Linked DNA regions of Mus musculus: region 2 is linked to region 1. Evidence: chromatin loops called from intact Hi-C (ENCODE). Cell type or tissue: heart. All regions are shown on one strand. Links, peaks and the distances in the headings refer to the core of each region. The heading gives the core; the rest is flanking DNA.

The links. Peaks named below come from ENCODE experiments on the same cell type or tissue, not always from the same donor. Only the 100,000 strongest peaks of a DNase experiment are listed, where the experiment ranks them.
Region 2: a loop joins it to region 1, with 2.0 times the contacts of the local background. A loop is called at or near these places in 3 of 42 quality-filtered maps.

What each region holds. Positions count from the first base shown.
Region 1 is chr9:48,857,781-48,863,966 of GRCm38, forward strand. No RefSeq gene overlaps it. Among named protein-coding and RNA genes, the nearest start is that of Zbtb16, 25 kb to the left of the region's middle. In heart, for the core only: a CTCF peak has its summit at 2,901 (motif pointing left); a DNase peak (open chromatin) is centred at 2,861; H3K27me3 peaks cover 574 bases.
Region 2 is chr9:48,478,036-48,484,221 of GRCm38, forward strand. It overlaps Rexo2 (RNA exonuclease 2), which reads right to left and starts at 2,576. Exons shown (of 7, transcript NM_024233.4): 1 at 2,372-2,576; 2 at 1,275-1,358. The coding sequence starts at 2,518. In heart, for the core only: no CTCF peak of the experiment used is centred there; a DNase peak (open chromatin) is centred at 2,626; H3K4me3 peaks cover 2,118 bases; H3K27ac peaks cover 1,790 bases.

The sequences.
Region 1 (6,186 bases), core at 1,375-3,874:
ATTAAAGTCCAATGGAGTAGTCAGGTCTAGATAGCAATGTTAGACACAGGGCTACAATCCTAACAAGTCATTAACTAGGGCCTTTTAGGGCTGTTCTCCACTTTCCCTGCACATGAAGGGGTGGGGTTGGTCTCCAGCAATGGCCTGCAGTGTTGACCTTATAATCCAGCAAAGTGTGACTCAGCCTTTGGACTCGCCACTTTATATTGTCCTGTGACAATGTGAGTCCTAGCTAGGGTTCATGAGATGAAACCAAGTCTTCAAGTGCCCCGGGCTTCCCCGGCTGCCTGAGGCGCAGGACTCAGTTCTCCACTCTTGGCATCCTGGCCAAGCCCCCAGGGACAGGGTGTTGTAACTGGCTTGCAGGTGTTACACATTAGGTAGTCTTTGGGGTGGCACTGTGCCACGTTGCTTTTTGTCTAAGTTGCCAGCCATTTATTTTCCTTCCTCGCTTGCATTTGACTTTTCTGCTTTCCTTCTGTGATCTTGACAGTGAAGTCAAAGTCAGGCTGACATTTGGGTCTGGTGTCCCCTGGGAGTTCTAGTCTTCGTTCCTGGAAGGAAAGTTTATGTGTGTGTTGGTTCAGGAGCAGCTTCACCAACGACAGAGTAACTATTCTCTGACTTTTCCTTCCTTCCTCCCCCTACCCTCTCCCCCTACCATTTCCCTTCTCCCTCACCCCCCACCCCCTTCTCCCTCCTATGGGGTTGCCTGCAGCCCACGCTGGTATTGAACTTTCTATGTAGCTGAGGATGACCTTAAATTTCTGGTTCTCCTGCCTCTATCTCCCCAGTACTGGGATCAGGAGCTTACTCCACCACAGCTGTTTTATACGGTGTTAGGAATCTCACCCAGAGCCTTGGACCTGTGTGGCAGATGCTGAAAGATTGACCAACTACTGGGTATACGGTAAAGCGGGCATTTGCTATAAAACAAATGTTTGTGTCCACAGTGCATGAGGCTGAAGCCTACTCACCAGTGTGACTGACTAGGTATTAGAGGGATGGGGGCCTTGGGGAGTATTGGAAGGGTAGAGCTTTCCTGGGTGGGCTTAGCACCCCCAGCAGAAGGCTCAGAATCCAGGAGGTCTAGAATCTCAGCTTTTAGGAGACCAAAGCGGGCAGATCATGAACTCAAGGCTAGGCAGGGCAGATTCTGCCTCAAAAACAAAACAAAACACTAAAAACAACCTACCAAACAACCTACCAAAACAAAACAAAAAACTATGGGCAGGCGCAGAGGCCATAGACTGGCGGCATAATTCTCGCCTAACGTGGAAAACCTTAGGCTTGATTCCCCGTGCCACTTTAAAAACAAAACAAAACACAAACTTAGGGATGCCTAAGTCTTTTTTATTTTTATTTATTTATTTTCATTATTTTAGATTTATTTGCTTTTACTGTCCCTGTCTTCAGACACACCAGGAGAGGACATCGGATCCCATTACAGATAGTAGCGAGCTACCATGTGGTTGCTGGGAATTGAACTCAGGACCTTTGGAAGAACAATCAGTGCTCTTAACTGCTGCGTTATCTCTCCAGCCCCTCCTGATGCCATTTAAACACACACACACACACACACACACACACACACACACACACACAGAGACACACACAGTACAACGCCACTCAAGAAACAAGGGCTGAGACTCAGTGGAAGAGTGCTTGCTTGGCAAGTATGAGGTCTTGGACTCAATCCTCAGCACTGGAAACAAACAAAAACAAGAGGACCTGAAGAGCCCCACTCTGATCCCACATCTGCCTCACATCTGCTTTGGGAGTTTGGCAGGGCCAAAAATACTATCTCTGTTTTACAGGGAAGCCAACAGCAGGTGGATACATTCCTTCGTGATCCCTCTCACCAACACACACACACACACACACACACACACACACACACACTTTATAGATTGCTACTGTTTTGTGATAAAAAGAAAGGGACTCAAATTTCCCCCAAATCTTTCAGAATAAGGATAGGATGTGGGAGGACTAGATAGTGAAAGGCCTAGAAAATTCTTTTTTGGGTTCATTTTAAATATCATGCGAGCTAGAGCTGTAATGAGATTGACAACATCAAATATTTTTGTTTGATCAAATGTTTTCTGCCCAGTAACCTAGTCTACAATGAAGCAGCCTTGAGGTTTAGGGCCCCGTGGGCTACACAGAAAGGCACCAGCCAGTGCATGTATATGCAAAGGCCAGTCAGGCCCTCGAGAAACGATGCTGCAGAAGAGGGGCCAGGAGTGAGCAGGGGCCTTCCCAGGTCTGAATTCTGAGGTCAAACATTTTCCATCCTCTCTCCTAAGCCGGCAGATGTGGAGGCCTCTTTTCTCCCTGCTCTGGATATCTGGTGAAGGAAGACTCTGCTTCCGGCCTGTTCTCCCAGCCCATCTGAGTCTGGATTCAGTGAGATCCGGGGTGTCACCTCTGAGTCCAGGGCAGAGGAAGTTTCTGTGCTGCTCTCCTCCAACAAAACAGCAGTGAGTCAAAATAAACAGCCTTTGAAGTGCAAACGCTGTCTTTTCCTACGGGTACCCTCCTCTCTGTTTACTGGGCTCCCTCTGGGTGCCTCTACATGCAGACTCATTGCCCTGTTGACTAACCTGTGCAGAGTCCCCGGAACAACCTGGTCTCAGAAACCTGGTGTGGTGCAGAGAGGAGGTCAGGACCATGAGGTATTAATTGGGAAAGCTTTTATTTTCTCTATCTCAGAGGCTTTAATCCTGTCTACTAGGCCACATTCGCCCCCTTGCGGTGCCCCCAGCTCCCCTCCGGCCAAAGAGGAGCCTGACCTGCTCCTGCTGGAGGCCAGACTCAGGAGCTGTCTGGTTAGCTCTAGGGAGTCAGTAATTTTCTGCAAGGCCACCTGCTACCCCTTCTGCCAGGCCCTGGCGACCTCTAGTGGCCAGAAGGTAGAAGTGAACAGGACAACAGGTGGTCAAGCAGGTTCCCCTTCCTCCGTGGTTCTCAGTTTTGGTGAGCACTTCAGAATTACCTGGGAGTCTTGAAAACTGCCACAATCCAGGTGTTTTATTCGGAGTTAGGTCAAAACCTCCCGGAGGTGAGTTGCAACGTCACCACCTGCATACAGCCACGTGGCCTTGAATTAGTGTGTCCCTGAGGGGAATGTCTGAACACCAGAGTTCGTGCCTTCCAGGCAGTGAGATCTTGTTTCAAAATATAATATAAAACAAACACTAGAAAAGGTGGTTTGCCGTTGTCTTCCCTTGTTACATGGTTGATACTCTTTGCCTTTGTGAAGTTCTTCTCAGTCTTTCACCCTGGTCCCATCTCAAGAGAAAAGTCTGGATTGGGGGTGGGGGGAGGGAGGAGAAGAGCCAGCGGTGTTGCTTGTTCAGTAAAATGCTTGTTGTGCAAGCATGATGATCCAAGCTCAAGGCCCAGAACCCAGATCTACACAACTCAAAAATCATGGTTACAAAGGTTTGCTACCACAAAGTGGAGGGTGGGGTGTGGGGGTGGGGGGACCCTTGATCTCACTGGCTAGCCAGCCTAGTTTAGTGACTTCCTGACCAATGAGAAACTCTGACTCAAAAACAAACAAACATGGTGGGCCTCTCCAGAAGAAGACAGCCCCCGACCGAGGTTGATGGCTGGCCTCATGCTTGAGTGTGTGTGTGTGTGTGCGTGTGTGTGTGTGTGTGTGTGTGTGTGTGTGTGCGCGCACACACACAGGCGCACACACATGCACTCATGCCCCATGGCATCTTTCCCCATCTTCCCTGGCAGCAGCCACAGGGACGAAGTCTGGTGTGGAGCGGCAGACCCAAGACTACATGGCACTCCGAGCTGCCTGTCAGCCGCAGCACCACTCCATCAGGCTCTGGATGAAATGGGTTGGAAGAGAGAAGAGCCAGCACCAGGACAATTAAATTAATTTCCAGCAGCTGCGTGGGATTAAAATCACCCACTTCTCTCTGGTCTCTATGTAATGTTCCTGGAACCAATCTCCTGATCCCGGGCTTCTTTTCCGCGGGGTCACAGCTTTGGGTATACACCCTCCTGATTGCTTCTCTCTTTCCAAGCTGCCCTCCCTCCTGCCATCCTGGAGGGCAACGGCCCCATGGCTCCGTAGTTTGGCTCTCTTCTTCCCAAATATCCTGTAGTGCCAGGCTAGGGTGACATTTAGGGGCAGGGACTCTCAGGATGGAACCATCTGGCATAGTACTTCAGCACACTTAGAGGTTCTAGGAAATGGAGCATCGGAGTCTGTCCTTCCAGAGACCAGATGACCATATACTGCATGTCACAGTGAACACATGGGCTCCGCGTTAACTAACTCATCTCCTCTCTCCTTCTCTCTCAAAGAGAAGGGAACGTCTGCCTTATGGGCTGTTGTGAAAGCCAAGTGAGATAATGTATAGGAAGCATGCGTCTATAATGGATGACAGGGGCTGGCTCATCCTAGATAGCCATTAACGATGTTAGAGGTAGCATGCCGCGGGATGATGTTTTGAGCTTTTTATGTGCATCGTTTAGTAATCTTTGCTGAGTCATGAAGGAATGAAATGGCAGCAAATGCTGGAGAGGATGTGAGAAGAGAAAGCCGGAAACACCACAGATGCGGGGTAAACTGGAGCAGGGACTATGGAAACCAGCACGGAGGTTCCTTTAGAAACTCAGAACAGAGCTTGTGGAGCTGGCTCTGTAGGAAAGAACACTTGCTGAGTGACCATGAGGACCCAAGTTCAGATCCTCAGCACCCAAGCGAAAAGGCCAGCACAGCCGTGCACACCTGTAACCACACATTGGGTCGTTATGACGACAGGATTGCTGGGGCTTACTGAGCTGCCAGCCTTGCAGAAAAGCCTCAGTGAACATCCAGGTTCAGTAAGAGATGCCATCCCAAGGGGACAAGTCAGAAAGTGGTGGAAAGGAACACCTGATGTTCTCTGGATTCTGCATGGCCCTGCAAAAACAAGGGCGCGTGCACATACACATGCACACGTGCAACAAAACCCTAAGCCAAAAAATAGCCTAGTCAGATGGACATGATGGCACACACCTAGTCAGATGGACATGATGGCGCACACCTTTAGTCCTAGCACTCAGGAAGCAGAGGCAGGCAGATTGTTGTGAATTTTAGGCCAGCCTGGGCTATGTACTAAGACACTGACACTGTCTCAAAAAGAAAAAAAGGAGGAAAGGAAGGAAGAAACAAAGGAGGAAAAAAGCCTAGACTAGCAGAGAGAGAGATACCTCGGTGTTAAGAGCACTTGTTGCTCTTCTAAGAGAACCCATGTGGCTCACCCCATGATAACTCCAGTTGCAGGGGTATGACATCTTTCTCTGTCCTCCACAGCACTGCACACAGGTGGTACACAGACATAGCATGCAGGTGATTCACACATATGAAACCATTTTTAAAAAAATTAAGGTTACTGACCAATGAAAATAAAGCAGGCCAAGCCAGGTATGCCTATAATCCTTCAGCTTTGGAAAAACAGAAGAAACACGGTAGCCACCTGGAATTATGAGAGGAAAGGGGCAGGAAGGGAGGCCGGCAGCAAGGATGGAAGGAAGGGGTTCTGAGGAGCCCCTGGCCTGATCCAGGGCAGTCCGTCCCCATACCTCACTCCATGACACAGGCTCCTAAAAAGGACTATGTTAAAAACATTTTTAAAATTAGCTTGTATTGTTTTGAAACAGGGTTTCACTACATTGCCAGGCTAGCGGGAATTCCTTCTGTAATTCAGACCAGTCTTGAACTCTCCATCCTCCTTCCTCAGCCTGCCCAGGCCTGTGTAACCAGTCCCAGCTCAGGGACAGGCTCTCCTTTGTCTAAACTGGCTCTTCTTTCTAAAGAGCCTGGGTCAGCTCTGTTCCAACAGTGGGACCTGAGCCTTTCTGAGCTTTGCTTTGATTGGCATTTACCAGATTCAACCGAGTTTCTCTCCACAGCACTGTTTCCACCCCTGACTCTACTCAGTGCGGGGTGGGGTGGGGTTGGGTAGGGATCTGACTAGGGACTCCCTTCTACCTTTTTAATAGATGTTTGACTATGGCCAAGACACCTCCTCTGATGATCTCCAAGGTGTCATCAGTTTGATGTTTTGACGCTGATTCGCAGCAGGTCTCTGTCACTCTGTGTCACCACAGATTTGGGTGAGGTAGTACATTCAGGGGAACACGCTGCAGTTTGGGAGCTCAGAGGCTACATGTCAC
Region 2 (6,186 bases), core at 1,461-3,960, 380 kb before region 1:
TGAACTGCTGAGCCATCTCTCCACCCCCACTAGGTAGCCCTGAGTGCCCAGGAACTAGTCATATAGACCTCGCTGGTCTCAGACTCACAGAGATCCACCTGCCACTGCCTCCCAAGTGCTGGGATTAAAGACTCCTGCCACTAAGCCTGGCCTATTTTGTTCTTTAATGACTTCGAATATTGAGGATGGTATCAAGGTCAGGGATTTCATCTTTTAAAACGCTTCACGGGTGCTTAAACGCAAGTGCCAACAGGTCTATTCTATTTGTTCTGCTAAAGGTTTCAGTTAAAGGCAGCATTTAACAGAGTGATAAAAATCACCGTGAGCACACATTCTAAAAGTGTGTCTATAGATGTTCTAAAACCCTAACACAGAGGTGCAAGAACCACACAGTCTAGCTGAGAAGGCAACGGCCACCTGGGACAATGGGTGTCATCTGGGAGGAGTCACCCAGTTCAGACGGAAACGTCATTGGTCTGTAAGGAACGCATACGGATACTTTTTTTTTCCTTAACATTCCCTAACCAACATGGTGTAAACACTACTTTAAACACTACTTACACGCACCAACGTCGTATCAGGTATTCTATTGGGAGCACAAGAATGACACCAGGCAATCTAGAGGTGATTCAAAGTACATGAGAAATACTGCATCTCCTTCCAGGATACAGGGGAATGAGATTTAGGTATCTACAGAGGAATCCTGGAACCAACCCCTGATGGAGTGGTATAAGGGGGACTATATATGGAATTAAAGCCGAAGGTAGGACATAGAGATGGGAAACTCTGTCGGGGGACACCAAGCTTGATGAGGACCCAGCTGGCTGGATACTGGTGGGAACACTTGAGACTGCCTGTGTTTAGAGAGTAGTTTAACCAGCTTCCCCAATACCTAGCCAAATGCTCTTGAGCAAGTCCCCCAAATCTCTTGTAACCCAATATCTTCCGGTGGACAATGAACATCATTAACAGAGCCTATCTTATCATCATGAGGACTAAGAATACACGTGTAAACCCTGCAGAACTGTTGTAGCCTTGGGGGAGGGGGAGTTCTGTCAATTTCAACTGAAAACTTAATCCGGTTATGAAGTGGATTATGTTGGTTCCAATACCAACTCTAACATATTATATTACATTGTCCTAGTAATATAGCACTGGGCCTTAATCTACACAGACCTCAATCTGCTACGTTTTTCAGTGAGATCAGATGAAGGCACCTTTAGATCCCCAATGCCCTTTAAGTGGTATGAATGTATTTACACGGCATCACCTACTTCAGCCAAAATGTTAAGATCAGAGTCAGTTATCAGGCAGGCCATCTCAATAATCTGATCCTTCTCAATATCCAATCCTGTCATCTGTAAAACATAAATAAACAAGCATATAACAAACACATGAAACCACCTTTTGTTTTGTTTTGTTTTTGTTTTATTTTTTTGAGACAGGGTTTCTCTGTGTAGCCCTGGCTGTCCTGGAACTCACTCTGTAGACCAGGCTGGCCTCGAACTCAGAAATCCACCTGCCTCTGCCTCCCAAGTGCTAGGATTAAAGGCGTGCTGCCCAAGTTTACTTGACAGAGATTCCTTTGTGTGGACCCAGCTCACATTCTATGACCAGTAATGGTCTGGGCAGTACTCAGGGTATTAAGTTCTGAGTGCTCAGAGACTGCTAAAGGCACTTCCTGCGGGCGGGCCAGCTACTGTCAAACACATTTGTCCTGGGAACAGACTCAAAATAAGCAGGATGAAAACTTGACTACAGAAAAGTGAGCTCACGAACGTTACCTCTCGGAGGTTTACAATGGTTTCCGAAGTTTTCCCAACAACAACAACAACAAAAAAAGTTAACAAATGAACTCAGTTCGTAAGCAGAAAACTGGAGTTCAAGAGAGGCCTAGGTATGAATGCGTTAAAACTAAAATGGGTAACCTGAATCTTCCAATGGGGCCTCAATTTTCTCTTTTATGGAATGAGGGGTAAGGCTGAGTCATCTCCTGAGTCCTAGCTTAAGCAACCTAGTCTTTTAAGGCTAGGAGGTGGGGACGGAGCAGGGCTCAGAGTCGCTGCCCCAACTCTCACCCACGATCCTCAGAGTCACTAACGCGTAACACAAATTCACTTCTGGGTGGAGGTCGAGGCTAGGGAGAGGGGAGACACATGGACGGCTCCACCCAGATGGAAAGAAACCCCACAGTCCAGGGACAGTCCCAGACCCCGCAAAAACTCTTGACTCGGGGCTCCTGGGGCCGTGCTCACCTGTCGCACCTGACACCCAGATCCCTGCTGCTTCCCGGGACAGGGGAGTCCCTCGGTCCCACGCGCGAATCTGCGCTCGCCTCCCCGCACCCTCCTCGCCCCGGCCGCACTCTCACCTCCAGGTCCACCCAGACCATTCGCTGAGCCATGCTCTCCCCTGCCGCCATGGCTGCGCTACCTTCGCTGACACCTCGCGCCCCGAACTGCCCGCGCCTGCCACCCACGCCCCGCAACAGCCTGGCGCCCAGGGATACGCCTAGCATCACCCGGCACGAGCCGCCACGGCCCCAGCCCCGCCGGCCCAGCGCGCGCAGGCGCCACAGTCGCTAAACGTCGCAAACCCACGGGGAGGTGCCGGGAGAAGACTACAAGCCCCGGCATGCGAGGCGTCGGCTCGCCCTCCACAGCTACTCTCGGCTGCCGAAAGGGCTGATGGGAGTAGGAGTCCTTGGTCCAGCCTCCTGCTCCCCTCCCCCGCCACGTGTTTTCGGATGTTAAGGGACTTGCTAGTATTTCACCGCTAAAGTTTGTCTGTTTCCAGGAGATATCATTCCTGAGTTTTTATTAGTTCTAAGCTGCGAAGTTGAAGAGGCTTTACTTTGAAAAATATGGTTATATGTTTAAGAATTGTTTTAAATCTACCTTTTCCTTACTGCTACCTCCCTCAGTTTTTCTTTTTTTTTTTTTTTTTACCTGCCCCTCCCTTCCGCGTATTGAGTATATTTCTTATTTACTTGGAATCCGAGTGACGTGCTCTTTTGAGCTACAAGGCCAATTCCGCCATCACCGTTTAGGAGTCCTTAAATGGTCTCTTTTCTGAAAGATGACTTCGCACATATCAGGTGTTCCATAAATGTTCCTTTCCCATTATTGGCAGAAGCCTTGTCTCGTTTTCTAGGATGCCAGGACGTGTAGGCTGTGTTTCGGTTGTTAGATCGTATACTATTCTACCTTTTGCAGCCCACTAAAGAGAGTTGGAATAGCTCTGCCTGCTCTGTCCTGCGCTCTGCCTTTGCCGATCGCTCTGGTTTTAATAGACGGGTCCTTAATCTCCCACAATAGATACGGTTTTCATCACCTACGCTCGAAGGGGCCTCTGCGGAGATCTTATATTTTAGCTCAGTAGCAAACGCCTCTGCAAAGGGCAATTTTGTCACAAACGTGCTCAGTCTTGAATCACATACTCTGTGTCTTTTTCTGAAAGCTGTGTTGCCAGTAATTACAGAGCTTGTGGTTGGTGGCATAGTTATTCCTACCCGGTGAGCTGGTTTTGTGAGACAAACATTGTTGCCTAATCAAAGCTTTAAGGATGCTGCAACCTACAAGTGGATTTCAGCTACTCCACCGGTGACCTGCCAAGCTTGGCCAGAGAAACGGAAAAAATCATGGAAACGGGTGTCAAATTACATGTTCAATTTTACTGCAGAATGGGTATGTATATTATAACGGCATTACCTAGTAGAACATACTGTTAAGTTTGTAATCATTTGTGGCCCTACTCATAGGAAGGAGAACTCTATTGTAGCATTGAAACTTTTTTTTTAAGACAAAGAGACACACTACAGAACCCAAGCTGGCCTGGAATTCTGCCTCCCAAGTACTAGGATTAAAAGTGTGCAACACCACACCTGGCTATATAGGAATTTGAATCCGCTGGGCTTATTCTCAGTATTACTTCTTTACATTTTGAAAGGATAACATCCTTAGGCTGGAGAGATGGCTCAAAGGTTAAGTAAGAGTACTTGCTGCTCTTGCAGGGGATTGAACTTCAGCTCCGAGGGATTGTGTTGCCCTCTTCAAACCTTAGTGGGCACCAGTAAACACACATACACACACGTACACACACATACACACTGCACAAATAGAGATCTTTTTTTTATTACACCTTTGGTGGTGGTATTTAACAATTTATATCCTGAAAAACCACACCCATGATTTTTTTTTAACAATGAATGGTTACATTTAACAATGAAAAATTATAGCTATGTAAATAGCCACAGGGAACCCTATCTCAAAAATAAACAGAAACTATGTGTGGGAGTTTTAGAACCTTTCACGTTTATTCAGCTAAGGTAATGTGTTCTGTTACAATGATAAGTACAGATTTAGTGTTCTTACCATAAATAAAACAGTTATTTTCCCTAAATTCTAAAGAAATTGCAAAACAGAAAATGGTAAAAGAAACTAGATATAGATTTATGCACAGTTTTGCCAAAACAAAGAGTGTGAGTAAGTGTGCTAATGTCTTCCCACCATATCTATGACCATTTTAGACTTGCAGAAAGCAGCTGTGTGACAAAGGCTAGAATATTGTGACTTTAGCTGAGACACGTCCTTTCCTGGGGAGGAGGAGTCATGACCTATAAGTTGTACCCACTGTCTCTGTTTTCTGCTACAGAAACAGTTTTGGTTTCCGTCTGGTTTATATTTGGTTGTTTGAAACAGGGTCTCACTCATGCAGTGCAGGCTGACCTCAAACCCGTGACAGTCTTCCTACCTTCCAAGTTTAGGGATTAGTTATGATATAACATGTTTGGCTCTAGAATTTTTTTAAATTAATATTTCCCCCACATCCATTATTAAATAAAATAAGCCTTTAAAAAAAAAAGAAAGTATCCTCAGAGCACATCTGTATATGTGGCCACTGAGGTTTTTATGAAATCTGAACTGCATTTATGTCAACTCAGTTTACAAACACATACCAAGTACTTAGCTTGTACAGAGCACTCTACCATGAAGCTTTGGGATTTGGATCTGGAAGTCCGTCAAAGGCCAGAGTGTTGTAAGGATTGGCCCCATCATCGTGTTGACAGCTTGTGAAAACTTTGAAAGGTAGGGCCTCGTGACAGGTCTTCCAGTCATTAGATGCATGCTCTTGAAGGGGGACTGTGATCCTCCACTCCTCCCTCCCTCCTGCCCTGTTTCGTCGCAGCCATCGAGTCTGTAGAGCTTGGCTCCATTGCATACTCCCTGCCAATATGCACCACCCTACCACAGGCCCAACAGCAGTGACTCCGCCTGACCATAGACTTAAACCTCTAAAACCCAAGTGCCTAAAAGAAGTCGTTCTTCACCACTGGTTGATTGTCTTTGGTGATTTGTTACTCTAATGGGAAACCAACACAAATGCTAAAGATCCTACCAACTTACCAAGTGTGATGGTTTGTATATTCTTGGACCAGGGAGTGGCACCATTTGGAGGTGTGACCTGGTTGGAATAGGTGTGTCACTGTGGGTGTGGGCTTAAGATCCTCACCCTAGTTGCCTGGAAGTCAGTCTTCCACTAGCAGCTTTTGGATGAAGATGTAGAACTCTCAGCTCTGCCTGCGCCATGCCTGTTCCCATCTTGATGATAATGGACTGAACCTCTGAACCAGTAAACCAGCCCCAATTAAATGTTGACCTTAATAAGAGTAGTTTTGGCAAAGTTAGTTAATGCTCATTATACAGGACACAGGAAATACTCAACATATTAAAGTAGGGGTTCATGTGTTTGTTTGCTTTTAAGGGTTTTGGAGAGGTTGTTGGAGAGCCAGGTTATGTCAGCCCACAGTTCAGTAAATAATACAGCCCTTCCTGGCAGGGAGGTCCTGGTGTCAGGAGCTTGAGGCAGCTGCTCAAGTTGTATGCAAACTCAGAAAGCAGAGACTGGTGAATCTAATGTGGTTTGAAGTTCTAAAATTTGGGCACATTATTTTGTATTTGGAACTTTTTCTTTGATAGGGAAGGAAGTGACTACTTTCCCATCTGTGAAACATGTTAGTAAGGAGATAATGGAACAAATGGGGGGAAAAAAGCCTGTCTTCGCCACCGAGTTATCACACCCCCATCCCCATTTCTGAGGCAAAGAACATTATGCTTGTTTGTTTTTCTAAAGGACAGTGTAATGTACACTGATGTCAAGATAAAGCAAGATAATAAGGCATGTAAA